Linked DNA regions of Mus musculus: region 2 is linked to region 1. The links are chromatin contacts, found by Hi-C or POLR2A ChIA-PET in ENCODE. All regions are on one chromosome and are shown on one strand. The core of a region is the stretch at or near the end of the contact, and the rest is flanking DNA. Distances in the headings are between cores, read along the strand shown.

The links. Hi-C counts contacts between places; a loop is a spot of excess contacts on that map. ChIA-PET counts read pairs that join two places held with the same protein, here RNA polymerase II (POLR2A).
Region 2: a loop to region 1 is called in a map of heart, with 2.3 times the contacts of the local background. The contact joins the enhancer-like site here to the promoter of Smbd1 in region 1. A Hi-C loop is called at or near these places in 7 of 37 maps with a recorded cell type or tissue (CH12.LX, T-helper 17 cell, gastrocnemius and 2 more). POLR2A ChIA-PET finds 5 or more read pairs at or near these places in 3 of 5 experiments (Patski and embryonic stem cell).

What each region holds. Positions count from the first base shown.
Region 1 is chr16:32,806,247-32,813,205 of GRCm38, forward strand. Smbd1 (somatomedin B domain containing 1) reads right to left here and starts at 4,200. Exons shown (of 4, transcript NM_001256309.1): 1 at 4,128-4,200; 2 at 415-609; 3 at 1-48. The coding sequence starts at 4,188.
Region 2 is chr16:32,849,673-32,856,807 of GRCm38, forward strand. It overlaps Rubcn (RUN domain and cysteine-rich domain containing, Beclin 1-interacting protein), which reads right to left. Exons shown (of 19, transcript NM_172615.4): 3 at 6-89. Among named protein-coding and RNA genes, the nearest start is that of Rubcn, 15 kb to the right of the region's middle. RefSeq lists an enhancer at 2,412-6,197. Within about 2 kb of position 3,904, at least 1 of the 3 ENCODE cell types and tissues checked has a DNase peak (open chromatin) inside an H3K27ac peak, as active enhancers do; it is heart, where a contact is called at or near this core.

The DNA of each region.
Region 1 (6,959 bases), core at 2,950-5,449:
TCTCGGTCCTCAGCACCATCTGTAGCACCATCTTGGGAGTGTGAAAGGCTGGAACACAGGGTGAAGGCCTTGTCTTCATCCGTGCTCCTCTCCCCCAGCCCACTTCTGGTCAACATCCCCAACACCTCTCTGAGGACTCTTCTGCTCTGACATCTCCAAGCAAGGCCAAGCGGCATACATAGAGCAAGAAAAGGTTGGGCCCACCACCTTTCCTAGCCTGGTTTTCACCACTGATAGCTCAGCCTCTCCCTGTGGGACCTAAAGAGAGGCTTGGGGGAGAGCAGCAGGTGAAGGGAGTCGAGAGGAACGTGAAGAAGTTTTGAGCGTGAAATGCATAGACTATAAGAACTGCAGGACCATCAGGATGTGGTGCCACCCACTCCATAGCGGCCACCATCTAAAGTCCAGGCTTGCCTCTGTGGGTTACAGCATCCAGCTGAGCCACGGGTGGAAGAGAGCCTGCATGCAGGTCACTGGAGTTGCAGAGGGTCTCGTGGTCTGGGCAGCAGTCTGATAGCACACGGCAGAATTTATCACAATAGCAGTTTCCTCTCTTGCAGCCATAATCCTCTCCGGGGCAGCAGAGAGGCTGGGGCTGGGAACAACTGCCTGGAGGAGAGGAGACATTTAAAAAGACAGAGGTTTTACAAACGGTGCAGGCACAAATGAACGTGCATGCATATGCCAAAGAGTGTCTTTGGATTCCTACTGAGAGGTTATTTCTTCACTGCCAGTGAAATGAGCCAATTCAAGCCAGATTAGGTTATATTAAAGGCAGGTTTATTGGGAAGCTGCTCTTGGGCAAGTTTGCTGACCCAAAGGATTGAGGTCAGGAGAATCTCCATGGGGAAGAGGGTGGGGAGAGAGAAAGGGAGAAAGGGCATATTAGAAGAGAAGAGGAAAAGGAAGAAAGGGAAGAGAGGCGAGAGAGAGAGAGAGAGAGAGAGAGAGAGAGAGAGAGAGAGGAAGAGAGGGGGAGGGGGAGAAGGGAGAAAGAGAGGGGAGGGAGGGAGGGAGGGAGAGGGGGGAGGGAAAGTGCAAAATGACTGAATTATATAGGGAAGAGCCTCTGGGGGAAGAGCAGCCCAGTCCCTTTGCTGGAAAGTTCAAGGATGGGGGCAGGGTATGCCAGGTAGACTGAAGGATGCTGGGAGAACCTGGAGGCCAGGTGTGCCTTGGTTGTTCCTCTATCCCTTGTCTGAAACCAAACACCTACCTCAAACCACTGACGGAAAGGCATCTGAGCCAGCTCCCAGGCCTGACTGTAAGTAAGACTTAACTGTGGTGCTTTGAGGGGAACGGGCACAAAAGGAAGAGCGAATCTCTGTAGAGTGGAAGCTAGGCACCATCCGTGTAAGTTTCGTCAGCTCTGCTTCCCTAACCATTTCCCTAAGTTGCTCAACTCAGTGGTTATCTGTTTATTAAACCACAAATAAGCAGGTGCACCTCTTTTAAGAGATAGGAAAAAATGAAACTGGGCAGGCGGGGGTGAGGTATGTTCCTGGAGAGTCTGGTTCATGGGACTGGGCCCAGATAGCTTAATTTTAATTTTAATGCTGCTTGCTTTCTTTTCAATTGATTCCTGTTAGCTTAGCACCTGCCAGGGGCCTTGTTTAAGGATAAACTTGAGGACTTTCAGAGTTGACAGGGTCAACAGAAGCTGGCCTTTGAAAGGAAGCAAGGCTGGGTGTGGCCAAGCCAAAGTGTTGTGAAAACAGGAGTCTGAAGTGCAGAGAGCAGAGGTCCGGGACCTCTCAAAGTAAGAGTGGGCAGGGCTGGGGCTCTGGCTGAGCCTCAGGCTCCAGTTCACACTCAGTTCAGGGGCCTCCTACTGGTGGCTTACTCCATCCCTAAGCCATCCCTCTTCTCAAGCATCTAAGACCAAGAATCAACTAAAGAGCAAGGGTGGGAGAAGCGTCCAAATGAAGGGTGGCCTTGTTTGTGAATCAGAGATCAATCCGATGGTGTTTACTTTACTGTGACTGATGGGCAGTGTGACACAGGATGGAATGGAGCCAGGCAGAATTAAATTGAACCAAATAGACCTGCATGCATTAAATACAAGAATAAGTTGCTTTAAAAGTTGCCTTAGCTCCATGGATGAGTGAACTAGGTCACAGAACAATTAATGCTTGTAAAAATGGATCGGAGCCAGAAAAGCCTGAAAGTCTAGAGAGAGGCTCTCATTCTATAGATGGAGGATGGTACCCAAAGCCATGCTTGAGCTGGCTGCAAACCTGGAGAAGCAGCATCTTTCTGGCTTTCCTATCACCCCGCTCCCAAGAGTGTCACACCTTGCCTGCACCTGCTTCTGAGCCTTGGTGTATGCTGTGTCATCAGCTTGGGAGGCCTGTCCAAATCCATTAGCAGAAATGGTTCTTACATATCAAGGTCACACTTGAACCCAGCCTTCCTTCAGCTATAAAGGAAAATACAGTCACGACATTCTCGGAAAAGTGGGTGAGACTGGAGAATATCTGTGCTAAGTGAAGACAAACACATCTTTTCCTCTACGAGTTGAGCCTAGATTTTAGTGACTGCATATGTGCATGTATGTGGGCGTGGGTGTCAGTTATGAAACTAGAAAGGGCACCATGACAGGGGGAGAAGAAGTCTTCAGGAAGGGTTGGGGAGGGAAGGAAAGAGAATAGTGAGTGGGATAATCGAATATATGTGACATGAAAGCAGGAAGGACAGGGAGGAGGGACAGGGATCTGGAGGAGGGAAATAGAAGGAGATTAAGGAATGTTAAATTTGTCTGAAAATGTCCTAATGACTCAGCACTTGGGAGGCAGAGGCAGGCAGATTTCTGAGTCTAAGGCCAACCTGGTCTACAGAGTGAGTTCCAGGACAGCCAGGGCTACACAGAGAAACCCTGTCTCAAAAAAAAAACCCAAAACCTAAAACCAACCAAACAAACAAATAAAAATCAAACATCGTAGCCAAGCGTGGTGGTGCCCGCCTTTAGTTCCAGCACTCAGGGGGCAGAGTTAGGCAGAGGCAGGCAGATTTGTACTAGGCTAGCCTGGTCTACATAGTGAGTTCTAGGACAGCCGGAGCTACATAGTGAGACCCTGTTTCAAAACAAACAAACAAGCAAACAAACAAACAAACAAACAAATAAAGAAACATATCACCAGGCACTCCCACAGACTGTGGGAGCCTGAGGAAAGAGAACCTCAAATCCATTGGCTGCTTGGACTACAGAGTGAGCTCAAGCCAGCCTGGGTAACTTAGTGAGACCCTGTCTCAAACTTTAAAGCAAGGTAAAAATGTGAAGAACCCAGGGTAGCCAGGTTGGCTCCCTCTAGAGCAAGGCTTTGGCAAGTTTCTAGAGAAGGTGAGAGTGGTGTGGGGTATGGAAGGGGGTGTGGAGTGTGGGAAGGGGGTGCAGGGCAGCAGAAAGGCTTGGGAAGAGAAACCTTTATTGAATTTCCTGGGCTGGAATGATGGCTCAGCAGTTAAGAGCGTTGGATGATCTTCCAGGGGACCCGGGTTCAATTCCCAGCACCCATGTGGCAGCTCACAACCATCTCTAACTCCAGTTCCAAGAATCTTCTGGCTTCTGGGAGCACCAGGAACACACATAGTGCACATACATTCATTCATACATACATACATACATACATACATACATACATACATACAAACAACACCTCCCCCCACACGCAAAACAATAACAACAATAAGAGTCATGGATTTCCTGCTGTACTTCCAGGTATATTTTTAGCCATCCTGATCAACTAGTGGGTGGCGGCTGATGGACCAGGCTGCTGTTCATCTGGACCTGGGCTTTTTACGCTCACCATCCCTCCTAATCCCTCATGCCTCCTCCAAAAGTGTACACACCAGAACCACCTCTGAAGACTCCACAGCCTTCCCAAGCAGGCTCCAAGCTTGCTGCAGAGACAGCTGTGTGGACACACCCAGAAGCCACACCAAGCACATTTAGGATACAAGTGATGTCTGAGTAAGTGGGTTACCTGATCAGATCAGTGAGTGGGTTCTAGCCATCAGAAGGTGGCGTATCTGACCAGAAATAAATAATATTGATTGACTAAATGAAATGAGAACAAACACAGGGTCTCTTTGACCTCTCAAATAGGGGTCAGCTCAGTTCTCCTCACCTGCCTTCTGGTTTGGAATCACAGGGCCCAGCCACAGCAGGAGGAGAAAGGCAAACCACATGGCTTCAGGCTCAATAGATGCAGAAGTGCTTCAGGGATCAAGGTCCAGCTCCAATAGCTACTCACTGGAGAGCACTTGTCCAGTGTCTCCACACAGAGGAGGAGCCAGGTGACACCTGGTGATTGGCAAGGGGGTGGCACCGTGGCTGTGTGGCACAGGTGTTTCAGCTGCTGGGATTGACTTAGCCAAACAGAGGTAATTTTTATATCTTTTTATACCCACGCTCTGGGAAGAATCTGAAATGCCAAAGTGGCAGAGGGCCTCCGTGCGTATCTGACCTTCCCATTTTATAGACAAGGACACTGAGGCCTGGGAAGACAAAGGATACTTTGGACTCACACAGTTTAATATGGAGAGCTGAGGTGACAGCGCTGGTCCCCCAGCTCCCTGTCCAGTGCTGTCCCAATCAAAATGAGAGATATAGTAAGAGTGGTCCCATCAGCTACAGCAATGAGCGGGGCACCTCAGTTCCCTTGCAGAGACCCTGCGCCTGGCAGAACTGTTACAGTTCTGACATAAAGCTGAAGGTTGAGGCAAAGTCATCTCAAGGTTAAGGGATAAAGAAATTTTCCCTTAGCTCCTATTTAAAAATGCAAAGAATCGACTCTGTTGGGCATTCAGAAATGACTATGATTTGAAATTGGTTACGTCTTTGGCCCAAACAGGTTCTAATCAATCCCTGAATGCATCAGAGGCTCTGCTTTTGAAGGGATGGTGGGTGCCTAAGACAGAGAATAGCCACTCCTAACCCCACCCTGTGACCTTCCACTGGAAGCTGGTGAAAACACTCACCCTAAATCTGGGCCACACCTGGCAGCAGCCCTCGGAAAAGATCACGGACAAAGCAGGGGTTTGGGGTTTTTGGTTTGGTTTGGTTTTTTGCCTGCCTACCCTCATTCTTGCTGGCAAGTTCATCTATCCTGCTGCTGAGACATTCTTTCTCTATTAGAGCCCACTTCTTTGGGACCCCATCACAGGGTGAAGACCAGCTGAGACAGCCAGCCTCATGGATGGAACAACTGCCGGATTCTTGGCCTTTCCATCAGGCAACAGCCAATGCTGGACTAGCCAGACCAGAGCCTGTGTGCCATTTTAATAGATCCCATTTTAATATACATAAATTCTACCAGTTCTGTTTCTCTAGAGAACTCTGATATAACACCCCATTTCTCTCTGGCATTTTTACTTATGCTTTTTAAATTTATATTTTAGCTATCATAGGGGAGGGGGCACGCATACACACACGCATTTGGATGCCAAAAGACTAGTTTTGAGAATCAGCTCGCTCCTTCCATCATGGGTTCTGAGGCTCAAACTCAGGTTGTTAGGCTCACAAAGTGAGCACTTTATCCTCTGAGTGTCCTCACCTGCCCCTTCCTACCTTTATTAGATTTTTTTGTTTGTTTATGTGGCAACAACAATCACCAGGTAAAGACATGCAGATAAAGCAAATGGCGGTATGCTGAGCCTGACAGGACAGAAGGATGGAAGGAGCCTGGGCCGCAAAGGAATCACTATGTAAGCAAACCAGAGGCATCAATTGGTGTGCTTCCCCTGGGGCTCTTGAAATGTTAGGAAAACAAACTGTCTTTTGTCTGGTGTCTTGGTAGGGTTCCTGCAATGTGTAGCTGGAAGCATAATGGTATAATAATAATCTTTAAAAGTGCAGAAGCTGGGATGGAAAACTGGCTCTCAGGGAGCCAGTGGCCAAGAAGGCTATGATTTAGCGAGACCCGCTCTCTAAACTAGCTAATAAAATAGAAGAGATCTGTCTTCTCACAGCCCCAGAGGTCAAAGTCATACACCATGTGTCAGCAGGGCTCACTCCATTATTCTAGATTTGTTTTTAGAAACAAATTCCTTGGGACTTTCTACATAACCGTGACATCTGCAAACACAGATCTATCTCATTTCCTTTTCCCACCTTTTTAGAGTGGCTAGAACTTGTTTCACTGTGATGAGTTAAAGTGTTGAGAGTGGACAGCTTTCCTTTAGTCCTACTATTGGGGAGAAAGCATGCGGCTTAAGTATAATGGGAGCTGCAGGCATAATACTCATATTCCAGTGAGCTCATCGACTTCTCAGGGCCTTGGGTTGGGTTACATGAAGAGACACTTTTTTTCCTTTTAAAGACGAGGTTTCTCTGTGTATGTAGCCCTGGCTGTCCTAGAACTCACTCTGTAGACCAGGCTAGCTTTGAACTCACAGAGATCTGGCTGCCTCTGGTGTCTTGCCTCCACTAGTTCTGGGATTAAAGGTGTGCACCACCACTGCCTGGCTAGAAGGGAAATTTTTTTAAAGATTTATTTTATTTTATGTATATAAGTGCACTGTAGCTGTCTTCAGACACACCAGAAGAAGGCATCAGATCCCATTACAGGTGGTTGTGAGCCACCATGTGGTTGCTGGGATTTGAACTCTGGACCTCTGAAAGAGCAGTCAGTGCTCTTAACCCCTGAGCCATCTTTCCAGCCCTAGAAGGGGATTTTTTTTTTCTTCTCTCAGAGGTCTATGGGTGTCGCCCTGATGACTTCAACGGGGAGGGGGGGGTGTTTCCATGTAGTAGAAGCAAAGACTTAGGTGTGGCTTGTCTAGATGATTTGACTATCTCTTCACCCATCTTGCGGGGATGCCTCCCTTGAGAGCCCAAGGGGAGGAAGAGAGAGAAAACAAGTTGGGTATAACATCTGCAATACCAGCAGATGGCGCCACCAGCACAGGACAGTGTCCTTCCTCTCTAAGAGAAACTGCTTGCTGCATCGCTACTTCAA
Region 2 (7,135 bases), core at 2,654-5,153, 43 kb after region 1:
CTTACCTTCTCCACGTGAAGGGCTGAGTGCGGGCTGAGCCACCGAATGTCTTTCACAAACTGCCAGTAATCAGCCTGGCGGCAACACACCTGCCAAACAAACACCAGCGTGAGCAGATGCCACTCACCCAAAGTTTCAGGCAGCTGTTGATAGTGAGAGAGAGGGGGACAGACAGACAGACACAGAGATAGACAGAGAGAAACAAAGGCTGGACCCAGCAGCACGGGTCTGTAATATCAACTCTTGCGATGTGGAGGCAGAAGATCTTGAGTGCAAGGAGGAGACCTTATTTCCAAAACAAGAAAACAGAACAGAAGGGCGGGAAGGAGGAGGGGAGGGGAGGAGGGAGAGGATGAGCATAGTCTGCTTCCACAAGGCTGCCCGTTTTGTGTATATGGGTGATGTGTCCCCATGTTCACAGAAGTTAGAGATCAAGCTTGGGTGAGGAGCCTCAGGAGTACTTTTCCTGTTTTTGAGACGTCTCTCAGTAGAGCTCCATGGTGGGCTGGCCTGGCTGGCTGGTCTGTAAATGCCAAGGAGCCTCCTGTCTCTGCCTCAGCATCACTAGATTACAGTGAGCACCACCTCTCCTGGGTTCCTGAGATTGAACCCAGTTCCTTGCATGGGAGCACTCTACTGGCTGAGCCCTAAACCTTCATTCTCCTGGAAGGCGTACAGTGAGTGTTACCTGCCTTCTGATCGTTTTCTCTGCACTGTTCAGTTCCCCACAAGGTAGTTCTTAAAACTAATCCAACTAGTTGTTAAAAACAAACAAACAAACAAACAAACAAACACTAAGGCTCTGGGTTCTAGTCCAAGGACTGGGGGTGGGGGTGGGAGTAGGGTCATATCAGGTCAATGGTAGGGACGACTATAAAGAATTATATGCACATTCATTGGAAAACACGTAACGATAGTTAAATTTCAGCCAGTAGAGTGCTGGGTTCAATCTCCAGAACTCAGGTGATGTAGCGCTCACTGTAACCCAGTGAGACAGGCAGCTGGGATTCATTTCATCTACCAAACCTGAACTAAGAGTACACAGAAAACCTCAACGGAGCAATGAATGATACTTTTTTTAAATTAGGTATTTTCCTTGTTTACATTTTCAATGCTATCCCAAAGGTCCCCCATACCCACCCCCCCAACCCCCTACCCACCCACTCCCCCTTTTTGGCCCTGGCGTTCCCCTGTACTGGGGCATATAAAGTTTGCAAGTCCAATGGGCCTCTCTTTGCAGTGATGGCCGACTAGGCCATCTTTTGATACATATGCAGCTAAAGACAAGAGCTCTCGGGTACTGGTTAGTTCATATTGTTGTTCCACCTATAGAGTTGCAGTTCCCTTTAGCTCCTTGGGTAATTTCGAATGATACTTTTTAAATCATTGGCAAAATATGTCCCAATACAACAGAGCTCACAACCAGATGGCTCCGAGACAAATTACCAACCTCTAAAAAGCTGTGATATAAAGCCAGACAAAAACAGAACAAAACAAATAAACAAACAAACAAAAACTGTTGGCCAAAATCCCCAATGAACATAAATACAAAGCTTGCCAATAAGCACTAACAACCTGAATCTACAAGCACATTAAAGAGACTGTACGCCAGCCAACAAGATGGGTCAGCGGGTAAACACGCCTGCGACCAGGCCTGCCAACCTGAGTTAGATTCCCAGAACCAATATGGTGAGGAGAGAGAACCAACTCTGAGTGCATGCCGCCCACAATAAATAAGTAAATGTAGAAATGTTTTAAAAAAGATTACATGATCTACAATGCAATCCTTACACCTAAGGCTCAGGGGACACAACTGTAAGAGCCAGAGGTTAAGGTGCCTGCTGGGGGGCAGCGACTGCTGTATGTGACAGGGAAGCCGCACCATGAAGTCTTAACAATATGATTGCCTAAGTAAGACCGGCACAGTGACAACATCGGTTGAAATGCCAGAGTGGAGGGGAATATTTCCAAGGGCCTCACCCCTAGATGGGAGAGCTACAGATAATCAATAGCTGCTTAAAGACGACAAATCAGTCTTCTCCAGAGATTTCTATGTTGTTAGCATATTCTCATCACTATTTTACACCTTGTCCTTTTCACTTAACACACCTTCTAACTGACCTCAAATCACAGCTTTAACATAGTGTGTGTGCATACGCCTGCCTCAAATTTATGTCACAGTGTACAGAGGATCTGAGGGAAACTGGTAGGAGTTGGTTCCCTACTTCTACCAAGTTGGTCCCTCAAGTGGTTAGACTTGGCAGCAAGCACTCACTGAGACATCTTGTTAGCCCATTAGATTGTTTCTATAATTCGTATGTGTAGATATATTTTAAAATATATGTATGTATACATATTTAATATAAAAACCAGGAGCTGAGCATGGTACCCCATGTCTGTAAATGCATACAGGAGACAGAGCAGGAGGATCTCAAGTAGAAGGTTAGCCTGGGCTACATAGCAAGACCCTATCTCAAAAATACAAAACAAAAGCAAACAATAAGGACACACAAAAAGAAGTTATTTGTATTACTTTTGTAAGTACACACACTCTGGAAGGAAGCTAGTAAAAAGTAGTAACTTACAGGATCAGAAGATAATGAGAGACTTTTTACTATTTGTTTGTTTGTTTGTTTTTCGAGACAGGGTTTCTCTGTGTAGCCCTGGCTGACCTGGAACTCACTTTATAGACCAAGCTGGCCTCGAACTCAGAAATCCGCCTGCCTCTGCCTCCCGAGTGCTGGGATTAAAGGCGTGCGCCACTATGCCCGGCTTCACTATATTTTTTTATACTCTTAAGTTTTTTAGGGCTAGAGGAATGGCTCAGTGGTTAAGAGTACTGACTGCTCCTCTGAAGGTCCTGAGTTCAAATCCCAGCAACCACATGGTGGCTCACAACCATCTGTAATGAGATCTGACTCCCTCTTCTGGTGCATCTAAAGACAGCTACAGTGTTATTAGATATAATAATAAATGAACCTTAAAAAATTCTTTTTTAGCCATGTAACCATGTAAAGTGTATTATATAGTCAAAAATTAAACATTTTAAAGTAGGTTACCAAGTGACACACATGGTACAATCTTAACTATTTTAAAAGGCATAAAATTATCTTTTAAATATAAGAATTTAAATATACAGAAAAATAAAATAAAATAAAATAAAGAACATCCAAAAGAATGATAAAAGTGATATTATTACTTGTTATTAAGTTTATGGGTGAGTTTATTTTTCTGAGTCTTTATGGTATATGTTAAAGTGTGAACAAGTAAGGAATGTATTATGAGCTGGGCACAGGGGCACACAACTTTAATCCTAGTACTTGGAAAGCAGAGGCCAGCCTGGTCTACAGACTGAGTTCCAGGACAACCAGGGCTATATACAGAGAAACCCTATTGGGTATTTTTGTGGAGGGGTGGCTTCAACAAAATCAAGCTACCTTAGGCTAGAGAGATATGGCTCTGAGGTTAAGAGTACAGACTGCTCTTGCACAGGACAGATACCAGCATTCACATGTGGCCCACAACTACCTGTAACTTCAGTTCCAGGGCATCCAATGCCCTCTTCTGGCTTCCATGGGCACCAGGCACACACATGGTATACATACATGTAGACAATATACACATAAAAAGTAAATCATTTTAATTGGGCCATCTACACTGCTAAAGCAGTTTCTTCTTGTGGTAGGGGAGGGGCCCTTTCACCTTAGCTGAGCCATCTCAGGAACTGTCTCCACATTCATAAGCAGCAGAACAGAGATGTTATCAATACACCTGGCCTCAGTAAAGGTGGCCCAGATGCAGCTGGCAACGACGAGATCCCGCTAAGACTACAGTCATGCCATTACAGCTTCCCGGGGTCCCCAAGTGATTAAAACAAACCACAGCTCACGTCCATAGCACATCCTTTTGAAAACAAAGAGGAGAAATGACCAACGGGAATCATGTGTCCCTTCCTCTTTCCAAGGGCACAGCACCCAGAATAGCTTCCTGATGACACAGCAGGCTGAAACCTTTGAAAGCACTAAATTTTCTGGAAGGAAACAACAGGGGAAAAACAAGTCTGATGCTGTCTTTAACTCTTAGACCTTAACAAGGCACAGGGCCACAATAAAACTGACGTGCAGCTTCTGTTTCGGGCCCTTTCCTCTTGGAGCCTCTGTGGACTAAGCGCCTGTCCATGCTGCACGTGTGTCTGCTCCCACTTACTGATGCTAGTGTTGTAAGTGCTCGCATACATTCTTAAATTGCTTCCTTCTGAAGGGGGGGGGCTTCTATAGGATAGCTTTCGTGCTAGTTTTTTTTTTTTTTTTTAAGAATTCTAAAAAGAGCTGGGCGTTGGTGGCGCACGCCTTTAGTCCCAGCACTTGGAAAAAATTCTAGAAAGATAAGCTAACACCATTCTGCATCTGTAAGCTTGTTTTATTTGAGAGTCTCATCAACATTTCTCCCTTTGTGGTACAGATGGTGAAACCATCATGTAATCTGGTTATGTTACTATGTGACAATGTAAAATTAGTAACAGGGCCAAGAAAAGAACCTTTGTTATCAAGGCACAAGCAGTTTAACCACTGAATGACAGCACCACTAATCTGGTAGCTATTTTGGTCACCAGCCTGGGAAACTTGCACTTTGTTTTTAACAAAACATTCTGGCATGAATCCCAAACTTGTGAATGGAACACTGGGTAGTTCAGTGCTACAAATGAACATAAAGAACACCAAGATGGGATGCAGTCTCCTGAGAGATAATATATTTAGCTGCACCCTGCTTGTTGGGTGGGGCAGCCAGGCACAGGATAGTGTGAGGGAGACAGCAGGTTCAGAGCTGGAGCTCAGCGCCGAGGGCTGAGCTGAGTGTCAAGGTGCATGGGTGACAAGAGACTGCTTCAAGGAAATGGGGGTGGGGTGGGGGGCACAAGAGTACACACAATGACTCTATCTTTAGAACCCTGTAATGGGCAAGGGACATGGCTCAGCAGGTGAGGGTACTGGCTACATCTAATGATCTGAGTTCCATCCCTAGGACCCACATGGTGGAAGGACAGATCTGAGTCCTGAAAGTTGCCCACTGATCTTCACATACATGTACATAAATAAATAAATATCATTTTTTAAAAAATGTTTAATCCAAGAAGAAATTCAGGTACAGAAACTGAAAGAATGGTCGCAGACTCAGGACAATGCTTCCTGTGGCATCATAAGATAATACCATGCAAATCAAGAAGCGACGGTGGTCAACAGCACTGCATTTATTAACCAAGGGAGAAATGGGTCTTCAATTAGATAACATGGATGCCATTTTCTTCTTTGTTTTTTTGAGATAAGTCTCTCTGTGCAGCTCTGGCTGTCCTGGAACTCACTCTGTAGACCAGGCTGGCCAGGAACTCACAGAGATCATACTGCCTCTGCCTCCCGAGTGTTGGGATTAAAGGGATGGCATTTTCTTAAAAAGCATTGCAAGATCTCCAGTGGTAAGGAAGATAATAAGATTTCACTGAATCAAGTTATCTTCAAAATTTCAATGTTCTTAATTATATATATCACAGGACAATATGCAACAGGGAAACAATTTATTAATCACTTTAAATTTTTATTAATTAATTTTGTACGTTTGTGCACACATACATGCTATGGTGTCTATGTGGCAGTCAGAGACAATTAGCAGTTAGTTCTCTTCTTCTGTCAAGTGTGTCTGAGGAAAATGGACTCAGGTTGTTAGGTGTGGAGACACATGCCTTTACCTGCCGAGCACCTCACTGGTTACATGTCACAAGCTATGTAAGACAAATTTATACTCTGCCTTATTTACTGTTCTATAGCTCTTCTTTATAACTACTACCCTTATTTATACAGATGAGACTATGACTTGGCTGATAAAAATGGTTCCTAGTGGCCAGAGAGATGGTTCAGTTGTTAAGAGTACTGGCTCTCTTCCAGTGGACATGGGTTTAATTCTAGCACCCAGTTACAAGCATCTGTTAACTAGTCCTGGGGATCTGATACCCTCCTCTGGTCTCTGCGGCACCAGGCATCAGGCAGCATACAGATAAGCCTTCAGGCAAATTACCATAAATATAAATAAGTAAATAATGTAAAAATAGTCACTTGAAAAAAAGAAAGAAGGAAAGAAAGGAAGGAAGGAAGATAGATAGATAGATAGATAGATAGATAGATAGATGCTAGGCACTGTGACACATGCCCTGGGAGGGAAAGGCAGGTGGATCTCTGTGAGTTCCAGACCAGCCTGCTTCTGCCTCCCAGGTACCAGCTTGGTTTACATAGTGAGTTCCAGGGCTGCCAGGGGTACACAATGAGATCCTGTCTCAAAAGAGCAAAAAGAAGGCGGCGGTGGTGGCGCACACCTTTAGTCCCAGCACTTGGGAGGCAGAGGCAAGCGGATCTCTGAGTTTTAGGGCAGCCTGATCTACAGAGTGAGTTCCAGGACAGCCAGGGCTACACAGAAAAACCCTGTCTGGAAAAAAAAAAAAAAAAAAAGGAAGAGCTCACAGAAAGCAAAGGTGATATAAAGGCAGGAATACATTTCGAGACATTATGCTACTGGCTCTAAAAAGTAGGGGCCAAGAGCCAAAGAATACAAGGGACACAGCTTGGAAGCTGAAAAGACAAGAAAGAAGAAATTTTTAGTCTGGTGATGGTGGCCCAGGCCTTTAGTCCTAGCACTCAGGAGGAGGCAGAGGCGGGCAGACCTCTGCAGTTCAAGGTCAGCCTGGTCCAGTGAGTTCCAGGACAGCCAGGGCTATGCAGAGAAACCCTGTCTTGAAACAAAGAAATAAACAAAACAACATCAGAAGAACCGGGGGGGGGGGGGGCGGGGGGGGGACGGGACGGGACGGGACGGGGGGGGGACGGGGACGGGGACGGGGGACGGGGAGGAGGAAGAGGACAGGAGGAGGAGGTGGTGGAGGAGGAGGAGAAGAAATTAAGGAAGAACTGTTTAGAATTTCCTAGCACAGTACAGCACGGTTTGAGCCTAATGAACTTGAGAATTCTGACCTCAGGAGCGGAAAGATAATAAGTCTATAAGTAGCCAACAGTTTCACCTGTGTTTTAGAATCGACAGGAAACAGACTGATGTCCCCTCTTGCTGATGTGGCCCCCTGACCCCTGCAGTTTTC